Regions from separate parts of the Homo sapiens genome. Here region 2 is linked to region 1. Evidence: chromatin loops called from intact Hi-C (ENCODE). Cell type or tissue: A673. All regions are shown on one strand. Each heading gives the region's core, and the rest is flanking DNA. Links, peaks and the distances in the headings are about the cores only.

Region 1 (8,971 bases), core at 339-8,338:
CTCTCTCTTTTTTTTTTTTTTAATTGAGATAAAAGTCTCACTCTATCCCCCAGGCTGGAGTGCAGTGACATGATATTGGCTCACTGCAACCTCCGTCTCCTGGGTTCAAGCAATTCTGCCTCAGCCTCCTGAGTAGCTGGGATTACAGGTGCCTGCCACCACACCCAGCTAATTTTTGTATTTTTAGTAAAGAGGGGGTTTCACCATGTTGGCCAGGCTGGTCTCGAACTCCTGACCTCAAGTGATCCACCCGCCTCGGGCTCCAAAGGGCTGGGATTACAGGCGTGAGCCACCGCGCCCAGCTAGTGCGTTCTTTCTTCTATGGGCTCCGATCCTGGCCTCCTTACCTTGTCTTGGTCCCAATCTTTTTGGTCTTCCCCATCTTCCCGAGGGTGCTCTGAAAGGCCAAGAGCTTTGTGCTAATGTGGCCACGGCTGACAGTCAGATGTCAGGCTGATGGCGCCCTCATGTGCTGGCTGTCCACCTGAGCCAGTCGGCTCTATATGAACAAAAGCTCTTCTGTGACCACGGCTGCCTCGCGGAGCAGTGATCACAAGATAATTGAGCACAGGCATGCAGCTTCCCCTGGGGTGATGGTGTCTGCCTGATGGGAGTGGAGATGGGCAGGACTCCTCGAGGCATTCCTGGACCTCATCTCTGGGGGCCTCTTTCTTCTACCAGGGACGTCCATTGGGCTAGACGCATTCTGATCCACAGCTTCCTCCCCTGGCCAGTCAGGGAAGCCTGTTAGCCCCACTTCCTCCAATGAGATAATCAGTAGAAGACTGGGAACTGGGGTGCAAGGGCTCAGGATTATGAGAGAAGGAGGTCTGTGTAGCAAAGGGGCTGGTGCCCACAGACCTGGCGGGTATTGTGGAGTACAGACCAGGCTTGTTTGGGGAGTACTCTTTTTTGTTGTTGAAATAGAGTTTCACTCTATTGCCCAGGCTGGAGTGCAGTGGCACAATCTCAGCTCACTGCAACCTCCGCCTCCTGGGTTCAAGAATTTCTCCTGCCTCAGCCTCCCGAGTAGCTGGGATTACAGACGTGTGCCACCATGCCCAGCTAATTTTTGTTTGTTTATTTATTTATTTATTTATTTATTTATTTATTTATTTTGAGAATGAGCCTTGCTCCATCGCCCAGGCTGGAGTGCAGTGGTGCCATCTCAGTTCACTGTAACCTCTGCCTCCCTGGTTCAAGCGATTCTTCTGCCTCAGCCCCCCAAGTAGCTGGGATTTCAGGCGCGCACTACCACACCCCACTAGTTTCTGTATTTTTAGTAGAGACAAGGTTTCTCCATGTTGGCCAGGCTGGTCCCAAACTCCTGACCTCAGGTGATCCGCCCGCCTTGGCCTCCTGAAGTGCTGGGATTACAGATGTGGGCCACTGCGCCCGGCCTAATTTTTTTTTTTTTTTTGAGACAGAGTCTCCCTGTCGCCCAGGCTGGAGTGCAGTGGCACAATCTCGGCTCACTGCAAGCTCTGCCTCCCTGGTTCATGCCATTCTCCTGCATCAGCCTCCCAAGTAGCTGGGACTACAGGTGCCCGCCACCACGCCCGGCTAATTTTTTGTATTTTTAGTAGAGACGGGGTTTCACCATGTTAGCCAGGATGGTCTCAATCTCCTGACCTCGTGATCTGCCCGCCACGGCCTCCCAAAGTGCTGGGATTACAGGCGTGAGCCACTGCGCCCAGCCAGGAGTAGTCTTTGAATGCTGCTCATGTGATGAGGACACCGCATTTTGACCATGGCCAGATTCCAGGAGAAGGGGAAAGGGAATACTAACCCACGGATTGTATTCCTAGGCACTTTACATGTGTATTAATAATAGCTAACTCTTGGCTGGGCACAGTGGCTCATGCCTGAAATTCCAGCACCTTGGGAGGCCGAGGCAGGAGGGCTGCTTGAGCCCAGAGTTTGAGACCAGCCTGGGCAACAAAATGAGACCCCCATCTCTACAAAAGATTAAAAAATTAGCGGGGCGTGGTTGTGTGCCTGTGGTCCCAGGTCTTGGGAGTCTGAGGTGGATTGCTTGAGCCCAGGAGCTGGAGGCTGCAGTGAGCTGTGACTGCATCACTGTACTCTAGCCTGGGCAACACAGCAAGACTCTGTCTCAGAAAAAAAAAAAAGCCTCCCCCTCCCCCTCCCCCTGCCCCTCTCCCTCTCTCTTTCTTCGGTCGCCCTCTGTTGCCGAGGCTGGACTGTACTGCCGTGATCTCAGCTCGCTGCAACCTCCCTACCTCAGGCTCCCATGATTCTCCTGCCTCAGCCTGCCAAGTGCCTGGGATTGCAGGCGCGTGCCGCCACGCCTGACTGGTTTTTGTATTTTTGGTGGAGACGGGGTTTCGCCGTGTTGACTGGGCTGGTCTCCAGCTCTTGACCTAGAGTGATCTGCCCACCTCGGCCTCCCGAGGTGCTGAGATTGCAGAGTCTCGCTCACTCAATGCTCAATGTTGCCCAGGCTGGAGTGCAGTGGCATGATCTCAGCTTGCTACAACCTCCACCTCCCAGCCGCCTGCCTTGGCCTCCGAAAGTGCTAAGATTACAGCCTCTGCCCGGCCACCACCCCATCTAGGAAGTGAGGAGCGTCTCTGCCTGGCCGCCCATCGTCTGGGATGTGAGGAGCCCCTCTGCCCGGCCGCCCCGTCTGGGATATGAGGAGTGCCTATGCCCGGCCGCCCCGTCTGGGAAGTGAGGAGCACCTCTGCCTGGCCGCCACCCTGTCTGGGAAGTGGGGACCACCTCTGCCCGGCCGTCACCCCGTTTAGGAAGTGAGGAGCGTCTCTGCCTGGCCGCCCATCGTCTGGGATGTGAGGGGCACCTCTGCCCGGCCGCCCATCATCTGGGATGTGAGGAGTGCCTCTGCCCGGCCACCACCCCATCTGGGAACTGAGGAGCGCCTCTGCCCAGCTGCCCCGTCTGAGAAGTGAGGAGCCCCTCTGCCCAGCCGCCCATCATCTGGGATGTGAGGAGCGCCTCTGCCCAGCCACCCACCGTCTGGGATGTGAGGAGCGCCTCTGCCCAGCCGCCACCCCGTCTGGGAAGTGAGGAGCGCCTTTGCCTGGCCCCCCTTCGTCTGGGAGGTGAGGAGCGCCTCTGCCCGGCTGCCCCGTCTGGGAGGTGAAGAGCGCCTCTGCCCGGCTGCCCTGTCTGGGAGGTGTACCCAACAGCTCCAAAGAGACAGCGACCATTGAGAACGGGCCATGATGACGATAGTGGTTTTGTCGAAAAGAAAAGGGGGAAATGTGGGGAAAAGAAAGAGAGATCAGATTGTTACTGTGTCTGTGTAGAAAGAAGTAAACATAGGAGACTCCATTTTGTTCTGTACTAAGAAAAATTCTTCTGCCTTGGGATGCTGTTAATCTATAACCTTACCCCCAACCCCGTGCTCTCTGAAACATGCGCTGTGTCAACTCAGGGTTAAATGGATTAAGGGCAGTGCAAGATGTGCTTTGTTAAACAGATGCTTGAAGACAGCATGCTCGTTAAGAGTCATCACCACTCCCTAATCTCAAGTACCCAGGGACACAAACACTGCAGAAGGCCGCAGGGACCTCTGCCTAGGAAAACCAGAGACCTTTGTTCACGTGTTTATCTGCTGACCTTCTCTCCACTATTATCCTATGACCCTGCCACATCCCCCGCTCCGAGAAACACCCAAGAATGATCAATAAATCCAAAAAAAAAAAAAAAAAATGCCAACTCTTAGTGTATGCTTGCCGGGTACTTCTCTAAGCACTTTGTGTACATTAATTCATCAAATTTCACAGATTCAGACCTGTGAGGCTCTGTTAACACCCCTCAAGATACTGAGGCACAGAGAGTTTCAGTAGCTTGCCCAAGACCACACAGTAAGTGGAAATGCTGGCATTTTGTTGGCTCCAGTGGGCACTTAGCCATGGTGCTCCACTGTCTCTTGTTTAATTCAGAGAATAATAAACCAATCAGAGGAGCTCATTTTATGTGTTAGGTTGATGCAAAAGTCATTGCAGTTTTTGCCATTTTATTTTATTTTATTTTAAGTATTTTGAGACAGAGTTTCACTCTTGCTGCCCAGGCTGGAGTGCAATGGTGTGATCTCAGCTCACCACAACCTCCACCTCCAGGGTTCAAGTGATTCTCCTGCCTTAGCCTCCCAAGTAGCTGGGATTACAGGCATGTACCACCACACCTGGCTAATTTTGTATTTTTAGTAGAGATAGGGTTTCTCCATGTTGGTCAGGCTGGTCTCAAACTCCCGACCTCAGGTGATCCACCTGCCTTGGCTTCCCAAAGTGCTGGGATTACAGGCGTGAGCCACTGAGCCCAGCCAGTTGTTGCCATTTTAATTGGAAAATATAAGCTCAGTGAAGCAAAATGACTTGCTTGCTACCCCGCAGCTAGTGAGTGACAGACACTAGGTCCAGGCTCTTCCTGACTAGTGTCCAGGCTCTTTCCACGCTTAATCCCGCCTTTGATTTTTCTCTCTATCCAGGTTTCCTGGTTTATGTTCCCTCTGGCCATCCCACATCCTCTTACACCTGCTCTTCTTGTTCTTCCCGGCCGTTACTGCTTCCCTTAGCATTGTTACAGCTATTTTTTAGCCTTTATCAACAACAGTATTTAAAATAATGAAAGTTATCAGTGCTGTTTAAGGATCTTTTCTGAAACAAAGGGGAGTGTTACAATGTTCTTCTTTTCATCTCCAAAGACAGTTGACTACTAGTTTTCCTCCCTCCTTCTATCCTTTCTTTAGTGGGATTACTTATGTAAAGGATGGGAGATGGGGTGAAAGGGGAGTTCAATCTGGGCCTTAAAAGCTGAGAAATAGGCCAGGCACTGTGGTTCACGTCTGTAATCCCAGCATTTTGGGAGGCTGAGGCGAGAGAATCACTTGAGTCCAGGAGTTTGAGACCAGGCTGGCCAACATGGCGAAACTGTGTCTCTACAAAAAATAAATTAGCCAGACGTGGCGGTGCATGCCTATAGTCCCAGCTACTCGGGAGGCTGAGGTAGGAGGACTGCTTGAGCCCGCGAGGGTCAAGGCTGGCCGAGAATGCACCACTGCACTCCAGCCTGGGCGCTGGGCTACAGCAAGCACCACCCTGTCTCCAAAAAAACAGCTGAGAAATGTGACATTTGTGCAGAGACTCTGTGGCCACTAGGGGGCAATGTGAGCCCACCTTTGTGAATGCAGATGTCCAGCACCATGGACACTCCCACAACCAAGAAATCTTCCAGTAGTATCCCTACGGGAGCATCAATCTCAGGACTGAACAACAGTAACCACCCTTCTACCAAAAGCTCCTGAGTGAGATCCCCAAAGAAACCCCTCAGGATCCAAGGGGAGCCTGGTTTGTGGGACTCCCAGTTTGGGGGACTCCCTGCTATGCTGTTGCCCTGAAAACACAGCTCCCCATGCGTGCCCCTCATCACAGGCTCTGCCCTCAGCTGCCTCATTGGGCCTCTTACCATTCTTTCAAATTCAGCTGGCCTTGCCTCTGTTTGTTCCAGCTTCCTTAAAGCAGTCTGTCCACTGCCCATCTTTGTTCCTCTGTGCTTTTTTTTTTTTTTTTTTTTTTTGAGACAGGGTGTCACTCTGTTGCCCATGCTGGAGTGTTGTTCCTCTGTCTTCTTTTTTTTTTTTTTTTTTTTTTTTGAGACAGGGTCTCACTCTGTTGCCCAGGCTGGAGTGCAGTGATGCAATCTCGGCTCACTGCAGCCTCAATTTCCTGGGTCAGGCGATGTTCCTGCCTCAGCCTCCCAAGCTGCTGGGACTACAGGTGCACATCACCATGCCAGCCTAATTTTATTTTTTGTAGAGATGGGGTCTCACTATGTTGTCCAGGCTGGTCTCCAACTTGGTCTCGGCCCAGGTGATCTTCCTGCCTTGGCCTCCCAAGGTGCTGAAATTGCAGGCATCAGCCACCGTGTTCAGCCTCTGCCTGCTTTTTTATTTTTATTTTTAGAGACAGAATCTTGCTCTGTTGCCCAGGTTGGAGGGCAGTGGTGCAATCATAGCCCACTACAGCCTCAAACTCCTGGGCTCAAAGGATCCTCCGGCCTCAGCCTCCCAAGTAGCTACAACTACAGGCATGTACCATCATGCCAGACAAATGTTATTAAAAACAAATTTTTTTTAGAGACAGGGTCTGGTCATGTTGCCTATGCTGGTCTTGAACTCCTGGCATCAAAGTGATCTTTTGCCTTGGGCTCCCAAAGTGTGGGGATTATAGGCATGAGCCACTATGCCCAGCCTACTTTTGTTTTTAAGAAATTGAAACGATATAGAAAAGTACAAAGAACAACCTAATAAACACTCATATTCCCACCACTCAGAATTATCAACTTTTTATCATTTTATCATATTTGCTTCAGATCTTTTTTTTTTTTTAAAGAAAAGTATAACAGATTTAGCTAAAGTACCCTTTGACCAATACCCCACCCCACTCTCCCCGCTGCTCAAAAGGAAAGCAAGCCTGGGCACAGTGGCTAGCACCTGTAATCACAGCACTTTGAGAGGTTGAGGTGGGTGAATCACGAGCTCAGGAGTTCAAGACCAGCCTGGTTAGCATGGTGAAACCCCATCTCTACTCAAAATAAAAAAAAAATCAGCTGGATGTGGTAATGCGTGCCTGTAATCCCAGCTACTCGGGAGGCTGAGGGAGGAGAATCGCTTGAGCCTGGGAGGCGGAGGTTGCAGTGAGCCGAGATCCTGCCATTGCACTCCAGCCTGGGCAACTGTGTGAGACTCCATCTAAAAAAAAACAAAAAACAAAAAACCACAAAAAAACAGGCTGGGCACGGTGGCTCATGCCTGTAACTCTAGCACTTTGGGAGGCCAAGGCAGGCAGATGGCCTGAGCTCAGAAGTTTGAGACCAGCCTGGGTAACATGGTAAAACCCCGTCTCTACTAAAATATGAAAAATTAGCTCGGCATGGTGGTGGGTGCCTTTAGTCCCAGCTACTCGGGAGGCTGAGGCAGGAGAATTGCTTGAACCTGGGAGGCGGAGGTTGCAGTGAGCCGAGATTGCGCCACTGCACGCCAGCCTAGGCAACAAGAGCGAGACTCCGTCTCCAAAAAAAAAAAAACAACTAGAAGTTCGAGACCAGCCTGGGCAACATAGCAAGAGCCCTACTCTACCAAAAACATTTTTTTTTAATTAGCCAGGTGTAGTGGTGCAAACCTGTAGTTCCAGTTACTTGGGAGGCTGAGGTGGGAGGATTGCTTGAGCCCAGGAGGCAGAGGTTGCAGTTAGCTATGATTATGCCACTGCACTCTGGCCTGGGCAGCAAGAGTGAGACTCTGTCTCGAAACAAAAAACCAAAGTTTTCTTCATATGTCTGGTGACTTTGGTTGTCTGTTCATACTTAAGAATGTGACACTAAATTGTTCACGGAAGCTCTGTGAACATGAGTATGGTCTTCAGGGCGGGTGATCTGGCTGGCTTATTTCCTTTGGAAACTCTCAATGTTAGTATCTTTGTTTTCTCTCTTGGATTGGTCAGATACCTCAGAGAAATTCTTCTTTTTTTTTTTTTTTTTTTTTGAGACACAGTCTTGCTCTGTTGCCCAGGCTGGAGTGCCGTGGCGCAATCTCAGCTCACTGCAGTCTCTGCCTCCCAAGTTCAAGCAATTCTCCTGCCTCAGCCTCCCGAGTTGCTGGGACTACAGGCGTGTGCCACCACACCCAGCTAATTTGTGTATTTTAGTAGAGACGGGATTTCACCATGTTAGTCAGGCTGGTCTCAAACTCCTGACCTCGTGATTTGCCCGCCTTGGCCTCCCAAGTGCTGGGATTTCAGGTGTGAGCCACCGTGCCTGGCCAAGAAATTCTTCTTTATTGGCCGGGCGCGGTGGCTCAGGCTTGTAATCCCAGCAGTTTGGGAGGCCAAGGCGGGCAGATCACGAGGTCAGGAGATTGAGACCATCCTGGCTAACATGGTGAAACCCCGTCTCTACTAAAAATACAAAAAATTATCCGGGTGTGGTGACACGTGCCTGTAGTCCCAGCTACTCGGGAGGCTGAGGCAGGAGAATTGCTTGAACCCAGGAGGCAGAGGTTGCAGTGAGCCGAGATCATGCCACTGCACTCTAGTCTGGGCGATGGCACGAGACTCCATCTCAAAAAAAAAAAAAGAAAAAGAAAAAAAGAAATTCTTTTTTATACCAATGTCCTGCATGGACGTTACATTCCTGCTTGCCAGCGTTCTGGAAGCTGAATGAGCCGGGTGAAGGAAGAAGACCTGTAGTCCAAATATTTCATTAAATAGTTCATAAACTGGTGCTTAATTACCCTGTTTCTAGTATGTAATTTGATCTTCAACTGTACCTGGTGTCCCTCAGCTACAAGGATGGCAGAAGCAGCAGGTATGTAGGGATGGAGTTGACAACAGGTTGAAGAATGTGTCCTGATGGTTGGCCCCAATCAGTGGTGGTGACTGGAATAAAACAGGGTATCAGTTTCATTCCAGTGCTCTAACTCCTTATATTTTATAACCACATCACACTGAAGAATTAATTCATCCTCTCAGTAATCAATTCTAGTGGCAGGTAGGCAGCTGCTGCCTATGAGCTCCAACACATGCCAGGTGGCTGTACCGTAGCTCCCTTGAGCATTAGGGGGAAGAATGAAATCAGTTACAGAGCTGCTAATCTCTGCTCCGACAGCTGGAGGATGAAGCTCTGGGCTGGTTTCTTTTTAACAGGAAGGAAATTCTGAAAGCCGGAATGTGAAGAAAAAACTTAAGAATCTCTTGTGTCTTGTGAGCTCTGTGGAAATGGCAGTGCTCAGATGCCTTCCGACATGTACTGTGAGGCACAAATTTGGAGATCAGGAAATGAGAGCCTCCATTCAAGGCAGGACAACCACACAGAGTGAACAGATTTCCAAAATAGTAGGACAGGAAAGAAGATCGAGGCAGGTGATTTCTCTCCCTTCTCCTTCTTTTTTTTTGAGACAGAGTCTTGCTCTGTTGCCCAGGCTGGA
Region 2 (8,971 bases), core at 619-8,618, 54 kb after region 1:
CTGCCACCATGCCTGGCTAATTTTTGTATTTTTAGTAGAGACAGGGTTTCTCCATGTTGTCCAAGCTGGTCTCGAACTCCTGACCTCAAGTCATCTGCCCACCTTGGCCTCCAAAGGTGCTGGGATTAGAAGCATGAGCCACTGCGCCCCTCCCCAAGCCTTATTAGATTTGAATGTTAGCATCAATAGTATATTGAAGGTGGAGGTGAGGCTAGTATTGAAAGTGAAGAGAGAATAATCAGGCTATTGTAATTATCTAAGTAAGAGAGGATAAGGACCTGACCCTAAGATAGGAAGTAGAAAAGAGGGAATCTTGTGGGAGAGATGGTAAGATGATGGAATTGATAGAATTTGGTGACTGACTTCTGTATGTGTGTGGGAGTGGATGCTCTGTGTGATAACAGAGAGATGAGTTTCTAGTCTTATATGATTGGGTAAATGGTCATACTCCTATTTATTTAAAAGTACCTATAACATGGGAGTAGAAAGCTCTGAAAATGTGGCATATGATCTGTTTTAAGAAAAAAGAGGATGAGGGGAAATAGAGAGAGAGGAAAGTGAGGAATTTCTTTTGACGACTTTTTGGACAAACTTGCTATTTTAGTTCACTCCCTTTTTACTCCTAGTTCTACTAGGAGTAAACGTAGTAGTTTAAACTAGTAATTAGTAATTTAGTAAATTTAAACTAATAATTTCCAAGTCAGAATTTTAACAGTCATGACTGATTTTTAAGCCTCTATGTTATCTTGAGGATCTTGTTTTTACCAGCTATACCTTAAAGAAGCTCAGCTTTGAAAGGGCTTTGTGACATAACCAGGTTTTGGAAAGATCAAGGTATGAAAATGCTGTAACTTTGAAGGCAGCATTAGGGAGTTTGCTTGTGCTTTCTTTTTTTGTTTTTGTTTTTGTTTTTTGAGACGGAGTCTTACTCTGTTGCCCAGGCTGGAGTGCAGTGGCATGATCTCAGCTCACCACAACCTCCATCTCCCGGATTCAAGTGATTCTCCTGCCTCAGCCTCCTGAGTAGCTGGGACTACAGGCACGGGCCACCATACCCGGCTAATTTTTGTATTTTTATAGTAGAGATGAGGTTTCACTATGTAGGCCAGGCCAGTCTAAGGCCAGATCCTGACCTTAGGATCCACCCGCTTCGGCCTCCCAAAGTGTTGGGATTATAGGCGTGAGCCACTGCACCTGGCCGCTTGTGCTTTCTTGGGAACGACATTAATGCTGTGGTTGAATCTTTCCTTTGTTTAAACAAACCAAAAGTAAGATTTGAAGGCTGCCTGGTGGGCTGAATTTCTCTTTTGGTAGAATGTTTTAGCTTTTTGAAAATAAGTAGACCTCTTTACTTTTTAAAAGTAACTTTATTGAGATATAATTTCATACTGCGAAGTTCACTCATTTAAAGCATACAATTCAGTGAGTGATTTTTTTTCATATTTACAGAGTGTATAACCATTACTGTAATTTAATTTTGGAACATTTTCATCATCCCAGAAAGAAACCTTGTAGTAATCATTCCCTAGGCAACCACGAATCTATTTTCTGTCTCTGGACGTTTCATATAATTTGCCTATTCTGGACATTTCATATAAATGGGATCATAACCATATGTGTAGACCTTTTGGCTTTCAAAGTTTCTTTTTTTTCTTTTCTTTTTTTCCTAAATGATTCCTGTTTTTTTTTTTTTTTCACTTACTCTGTTGCCCAGTCTGAAGTGTGGTGTGGCACGATGATGGCCCAGTGCAGCCTCAACCTCCCAGGCTCAAGCCATCCTCCCACATCAGCCTACTGAGTCCTACTGGGACCACCATGGTGTGCACCACCATGCCTAATTTTTTTTTTTTTTGAGACAGAGTCTTGCTCTATTGGCCAGGTTGGAGTGCAGTGGCACAATTTCAGCTCACTGCAACCTCCGCCTCCTGGGTTCAGGTGATTCTCCTGCCTCACCCTCCTGGGTAGCTGGGATTACAGGCACGCATTACCATGCCTGGCTAATTTTTTTTTTATTTTGAGTAGAGATGGGGTTTCACCATGCTAACCAGGCTGGTCTTGAACTCCTGAGCTCGTGATTCACCCACCTCAACCTCTCAAAGTGTTGGGATTATAGGCGGGAGCCACTGTGCCGGTTTTGTTTTGTTTTGTTTTGTTTTGTTTTTTAATAGAGATGGGGGTCTCACTATGTTGCCTAGGCTTGTCTTGAACTCCTCGGCTCAAGCAGCCCTCCTGCCTAAGCCTCTCAAAGTGTAGCCACCATATCCGGCCCTAAATGAGTTCTTTTTGTATTCCGTAATTTTTAGAGTTCACCTTAAATTTTACAGTGTCTATAGATTGATAAATTTGCTTGATACTTAATTCATGCTTATATCCTTATCACTAAATGCATAATATATGTCAAATAAATTATTTGTAATGGATTTTTTATGGACATTAAAATATATTCTTTATTGATATTGTTCCAGTGTCTGACTTTCATTTATAATTTCATATTACCATTTTTGCTCCTATCTACTACTCACTTTCTAGCTAAAGTGTTTATACTTACAGTGATGGAAAGTTTTTGACTTGGGCCTTCCTTATTCCTGCGTATTATTTAATTTTACAGTGTTTGGTAGAAGCAAGGTCAAAAGTTTACTGAAAAGAAAATGAAGCCCATTAGGAGACTATTAGGTATATCTTAATATTTCCTTTCTCAGTTCCTTTAGATCCTTCCTCATTGTATTATCTGGGTCACACTGGTTGAGGGATTCTACCTTCCTAATGTAACGTCAGTTGTGTTTAGAACTGCCTTGACATACGTACCTGCTTGATTGGCGTCCTCTTCTATTAGTCACCAGAGTACAGAGATACTCAGTTCCAATGATAAAAATAGTATACATTCCCTTTAGTTAGAATCTTCTTAGTGCAAATAACCTTGGACCTATGGGTCCTGTCCATGATAAAAGGCAGAACATTTTTCACTTTTTTCTTTGAGTTTCTCTTCCTGTGACTTCCCCCTCCTTGTTATATGTTTTACATTTGACAAAGGGGGAAAGAACACTCAAGATTCCTAGTCATATGCCAGATAAATATATAATAGACATTATTTTAAATCTATAGCTGAGCTTGTGAAAAAGTAAGGAAAATCCTTAGGGGCAAAAAAATGATGAGGGCATTGAAAATCAGTGTTAAGTACATAAGCTAAAGTTACGGCTGCTCTGGATGACTAAGAGACTTAGTTTTAACAACCACATGGGAATAAGAGACTTTTTTACTCCCTTGCAGAAAGCTAAGTTCCTCAAAGGGTTTCCACATTATTGAAAAGATGATCTAGAAAAAACATTTGCCCCATGGCATAGAGAAATGTCAAGGAAGTTTGTCCACTCCGTGTGGGCTTTAGGTGAGAAAGGTTTCTCTGAGAATTTGTTACCTGGGGTTGTCTTCACATAGGTTCAGTTTAGAATGTTCCTCTTTTTCTGCAGTCCAGGAAACCCAAAGCCAAGAAATTAACATATAAAGTAGTCTTGAATCTGCAACAGTCCTACGGCATCAGGCTGAAGCAAGTGCAAAACTTCTCTATAGGGATATCCTCAATCTAGGCCACACCAAATCTCACAGCTAAAGGTGCTCTAAAAAAAAAAAGTTTGGGCCGGGCGTGGTGGCTCATGCCTGTAATCCCAGCACTTTGGGAGGCCGAGGCGGGCGGATCACGAGGTCAGGAGATGAGACCATCCTGGCTAACACGGTGAAATCCCGTTTCTACTAAAAATACAAAAAATTAGCTGGGCGTGGTGGCAGGCGCCTGTAGTCCCAGCTATTCGGGAGGCTAAGGCAGAAGAATGGCGTGAACCCGAGAGGTGGAGCTTGCAGTGAGCCGAGATGGTGCCACTGCAATCCAGCCTGGGCAACAGAACGAGACTGTCTCCAAAAAAAAAAAAAAAAAAAAGAGTTTTAAAATAGACCTTCAAAAAATATAGTCACTGAAACTTAAAATTTGGTGGACAATATCAATGGTAGAATGGATACATTATGGTATATTCATAGAACAGAATACTATTAAGCAATGGAAATGAATAAATTGCTGCTATGCATAAGATCATGGCTGAATAACAATAATGTTGAAGGAAGGAAGCCAGATGTAAAATAATATATACTATGTTATTTTATTTATATAAAGCTAAAAACCCGGGTGCGGGTAACATTGGATTTTTGTCCTGGGTGATAGTTACATGGCTGTTTCACTCTGTTATAATTCATTGAATTTATAATTTGTATACTTCCTCCATTTAATAGAAAGCAGATAAGGAAAATGTAATAAATGTCATAGAAAAGATAGGATAAATAGAAAGCATAATAAAAGATGGTAGAGATAAATCCAAATGCATCAGTAATCATACTGAACATAAATGAATTACACTTATTGAAACAAAGACAGATTGTTGTAGCATGTTTTCAAGATGGCTGATGTTAGTTCCTTCCCTCCACATGTGCACCACCCCCATCTAGTGGTGGAGTTTATTCCTCTGTTCATACCAAATCTGGGCTGGCCTTAGTGACTTGTTTGGTGAAATGTGGCAGAGATAACATTCTGGGACTTTCAAGGCCAGGTCATGAAAAGTTTTGCAGCTTCCATCTAGGCCTATTTGAACATTCTCTTTTGGATTGCTGTGCTATGGAACATTTAGTCTTGGAACCTAGCTGCCATGCTGTGAGGAGTCCAAGCCAGATGGAGAGGCTCAGCTGAGCTCCTAGCCAACAGCTAGCATCACTTTTCAGCTACGTGAGTTCCAGTTCCAGTGGGCATCATATGGAGAAAAGCCCAGGCCCTAGGCGTATGGCTCCCAGTCTAGTTATCCTCAATCAATGGAGCCACCTTACCTGAGGCCCCAGATGTTATAGAGCAGACACGAGCTGTTCCTGCTATACTCTGTCTGAATCAGAATTGTGAGTATAATAAAATGGTTGTAGTTTTATGCCACTAAGCTTTAGGGTAGTTTGTAGTGATAGATAACTGAAACCAAATTTGGTACCTTGAAATAAGGTGCTGCCAAAACCTACAATTTGCATTGGCTTTGGAATTTGGTGAGGGTTAAAGATGGAGGGACCTTGAGAAGACAGTGAAGGCTTGAAACACAGAGAGAAAAGTGTTATTGGAGGCTGGGAAAAGAGTGAACCTTTGTTATATAGTGATTCAAGGTTTATTGGTACTGCCACATGTGGTTACATAGACCATAGAAAATGTATCTAATGACTTCAGTGTATCTAAGGAGATTTCTAGGCAGAATGTTGAAAAAATGTTACCTAGTTTTTTCTAAGTATGATAAGGTACAAATTGATAAATGAACTAAAAAATGAACTACTAAGTTTTAAAACAGAACTTAGAGGAAATATTTCTAACCCAGGAATGGTTGTGTTATTATAGAAAATAAAACTTTTTCTCATCTCTAGTTGCTTCAAATGGCCAATGACTTTTATTTTATTATTATTATTATTATTTTGAGATAGTTTTTCTGTCACTTAGGCTGGAGTGCAGTGGTGCTCACTGCAACCTCTGCCTCCCGGGATCAAGTGATTCTCCTGCCTCAACCTCCTGAGTAGCTGGGATTACAGGTGCCCGCCATGATGCCCAGCTGTTTTTTTGTATTTTTGGTAGAGACAGGGTTTCACCATATCAGCCAGGCTGGTCTCAAACTCCTGAGCTCAAGTGATCCATCCGCCTTAGCCTCCCAAAGTGCTGGGATTATAGGCATGAGCCACTGCGCCTAGCCTGACCAATGACTTCTAAATAAATGGCTTCAGAGGAAAGATAAAATTCAAGATGCTACCAATAAAATATGGCCTCAAAGTAAAGATCTCAGTGATGCAACTGTAAATCCCTTTGCTAAGACTTTTTTTTTTTTTTTTTTTTTTTTGAGACGGAGTTTCGCTCTTGTTGCCCAGGCTGGAGTGCAATGGCATGATCTTGGCTCACCGCAACCTCTGCCTCCCTGGTTCAAGCAATTCTCCTGCCTCAACCTCCCTAGTATCTGGGATTACAGGCATGCATCACCACGCCTGGCTAATTTTGTATTTTTAGTAGAGACGAGGTTTCTCCATGATGGTCAGGCTCGTCTCGAACTCCCGACCTCAGGTGATCCGCCCACCTCGGCCTCCCAAAGTGCTGGGATTATAGGCATGAGCCACTGCGCCTGGCCGACTTCAGAAAGATTTAAGACAATGCCTCACAAAACCTTTCAATTAGATAAAGGGATATCTAGAGGTCTTAAGGGAATACTTCTTAGGCTTACTATGTTAAACAATAGGGCTTCTAGGGATCTTAAGTGTGTTTTCTCACAGTAGCCTCACATAAGACTTGCGATAGAAAAGGTGGATGTGGCTTTTGTCTGCTGGAGTGAATCCCAATAAGATTCATAGGAAATCCACAAGATTTTAAAGAAATCATAATAATAAAAGAGGAACAGAGACAGTAGAAAGTGAAAATAGGCCTTTAGATTTCCAATCATCTATAGGCAGGAAACAAGCTTATAAGGCCACTCCATTGCAAAAATTAACCCATCTCTTATGTAAAAAGAAGGTTAATTCAGAAACTTAGAGGGTGGAGCCAAGGGTTGTGGAGAGTCATTCTCAAGGTGTAGGACTTGGCTGTAATAGAGGAACTGGTGATATGTGTCTGATTAGATTTCAGAATTGTTATGGGCCAGTAACTGTTATGTGTCTCCTGTTCCTTCTCCCTTTTTCCTCACATTTTGAATGAGAGTGTCTATTGTGCTTATCTTAAGTCAGTCTCACTATTGTATGTTTGTATGTTGGGTGTGTGGGAGCAGATAATTTGTTTCTTTAATTCAGATCAGGAGGAACTATACTGCAGTAGCTGTACCTGAGGAACTGCATCTGAGGAGCCTCAACCACATCTGGACCTGATTTAGATATCGAGATTCTGGACATCAAGCTGATGCCATAATGAAATGAGACTTTTGAAGGTCTTAGAAGAGGGTGAGTGTATTTTGCATGTGGGAGGGCCTTGTTGGGGCCAGAGGGTGGTCTGTGGTAGCTTGTATCCAAAGTGGCCGCCACCAATTTCTTCCCTTCTTGCTATTCAGTGGTGGAGTCTATTTCCCTTGTCCCCTTGAATCTGGGCTGGCTTTAGTGACTTGCTTAACCAATAGACTGTAACTTTCTGGGACTTCAGAGGCTAGGTCATGAAAAGCCTTGTGTCTTCTGCCTGTGCCCGTTGGAATCCTCTCTCTTGGACTGCTTGCACATAGAACCCGGTCACCATGCTGTGAGAATCCCCAGCCAGATGGAGAGGACACATGTAGGCACTGGTTGATAGCCCCATTGAGCTACCAGCAAAGAGCCAGTATCAACTGTCAGCCTTAGGAGTGAGTGAAGGAACCATGTTGAATAATCCAGCCCTAGCAGACACCATCTGGAGAAGAGCCAAGGTTTCAGACTTATGGCACATGTTAAGACATCTCAGCCATCTTCATCCTTTCAGGGCATCCCACCTGAGTTTCCCAGACATCGTCAATCAGAGACAAGCGGTCTCTGCTGTGCCCTGCCAGAATTTGTGGCCCACAGAATCATGAGAATAATAAAATGATTATTGTTTAACACTACTAAGATTTAGAATAGTTTTTAAATTTAGCCGTAGATAACTGGAACATGGCCAGGCGCAGTGGCTCACACCTCTAATTCCAGAACTTTGGGAGGCTGAGGCGGGTGGGTCACCTGAGGTCAGGAGTTTGAGACCAGCCTGGCCAACATATTGAAACCCAATCTCTACTAAAAATACAAAAATTAGCCAGGCATGGTGGTGTGCACCTGTAATGGTTGCAGGCGCCTGTAATCCCAGCCACTCAGGAGGCTGAGGCAGGAGAATCTCATGAACCCGGGAGGCAGAGGTTGCAGTGAGCTGAGATTGTGCCACTGCACTCCAGCCTGGGTGACACAGCAAGACCTTGTCTCCAAAAAATAAAAAAATAAAAAAATAACTGGAACATTGCCAAACTGAATAGAAAATAATCCAAGTCTATGCAGTTTGTAAGAAATACACCTAAGACATAAGGAATGAGAGAGACTGGAAATAAAGATATGGAAAAATCTATTCCAAAAGAAAGCTGGCATAGCAGGTTAATAGTAGCCAAAACTGATTTGAAGGCAAAAATCATTATTTGCGTTAAAAATTATCAGAAAAAAATTGTAAAGGAAGAATTAAGCAAGAAGCTATAATTCCAAATCAGTATGCATCTTATAGCATGGCCTTAAAATAGATAGATAGAATACAAAATATGTAGATAGAATATAGGAAGAAAATATATAGATACAAATATGAATAAATTTATAAATCTATAAAATGGAAAAATTTAACATGTCTTTTTGAGTAATTGATGGTCAAACAGACAAAAACAACTTGAGAAGATAACAGAAGATTTGAACAACCAACCAACAGGCTTCATTTTTTGGATATGTACCAAGCCCCACGCTTAATAGATGAGAATATACATTCTTTTTAGGGAGTTTTAAAAAAATTGAACACACACTGAATTCATAAATCAAGTCTCAACAAAACCAATGAATGGATATTATGCAAACTATTCTCGTACTCAATTCAGTTAAGACTGAAATTGAGCAAAAAGATAACCAAAATAATTTTATATATTTGGAAATTTAAAAGCATACTTCTAAGTAACTCATAGATCAAAGAAAAAATAATAATGGAAATTATAAGTAAAGCCGAATGATAATATAAATACTGTGTATCAGAATTATGGGTTACAACTAAAGCAGCATTTAGAGGGAAATTTATATCATCACAAAGAAGATGAGGGTAAGAAAAACTAATTAAGAACATTAAAAAAGCCAAAGGGAAATTTACAGCCTTACATGCTTATATTAGAAAAAAAACAGAGTTCATTATTTATTAGTCTTAGTATTTGACTGAGAAGTTATTTTTAAAAAGAAATGAATAAAAACCAAGGAAAGTAGA

Evidence for each region. Hi-C counts contacts between places; a loop is a spot of excess contacts. Peaks named below come from ENCODE experiments on the same cell type or tissue, not always from the same donor. Only the 100,000 strongest peaks of a DNase experiment are listed, where the experiment ranks them.
Region 2: a loop joins it to region 1, with 6 times the contacts of the local background. A loop is called at or near these places in 49 of 110 quality-filtered maps.

Annotation. Positions count from the first base shown.
Region 1 is chr7:129,213,584-129,222,554 of GRCh38, forward strand. No RefSeq gene overlaps it. Among named protein-coding and RNA genes, the nearest start is that of AHCYL2, 7.0 kb to the right of the region's middle. RefSeq lists enhancers at 3,155-3,743, 5,128-5,177 and a silencer at 8,425-8,719. In A673, for the core only: CTCF peaks have their summits at 453 and 5,140 (motif pointing right); DNase peaks (open chromatin) are centred at 498 and 5,178.
Region 2 is chr7:129,267,452-129,276,422 of GRCh38, forward strand. The region is part of intron 1 of AHCYL2 (adenosylhomocysteinase like 2); the gene reads left to right. Among named protein-coding and RNA genes, the nearest start is that of AHCYL2, 47 kb to the left of the region's middle. RefSeq lists an enhancer at 4,337-4,631. In A673, for the core only: a CTCF peak has its summit at 4,489 (motif pointing left); a DNase peak (open chromatin) is centred at 4,480; H3K27ac peaks cover 627 bases.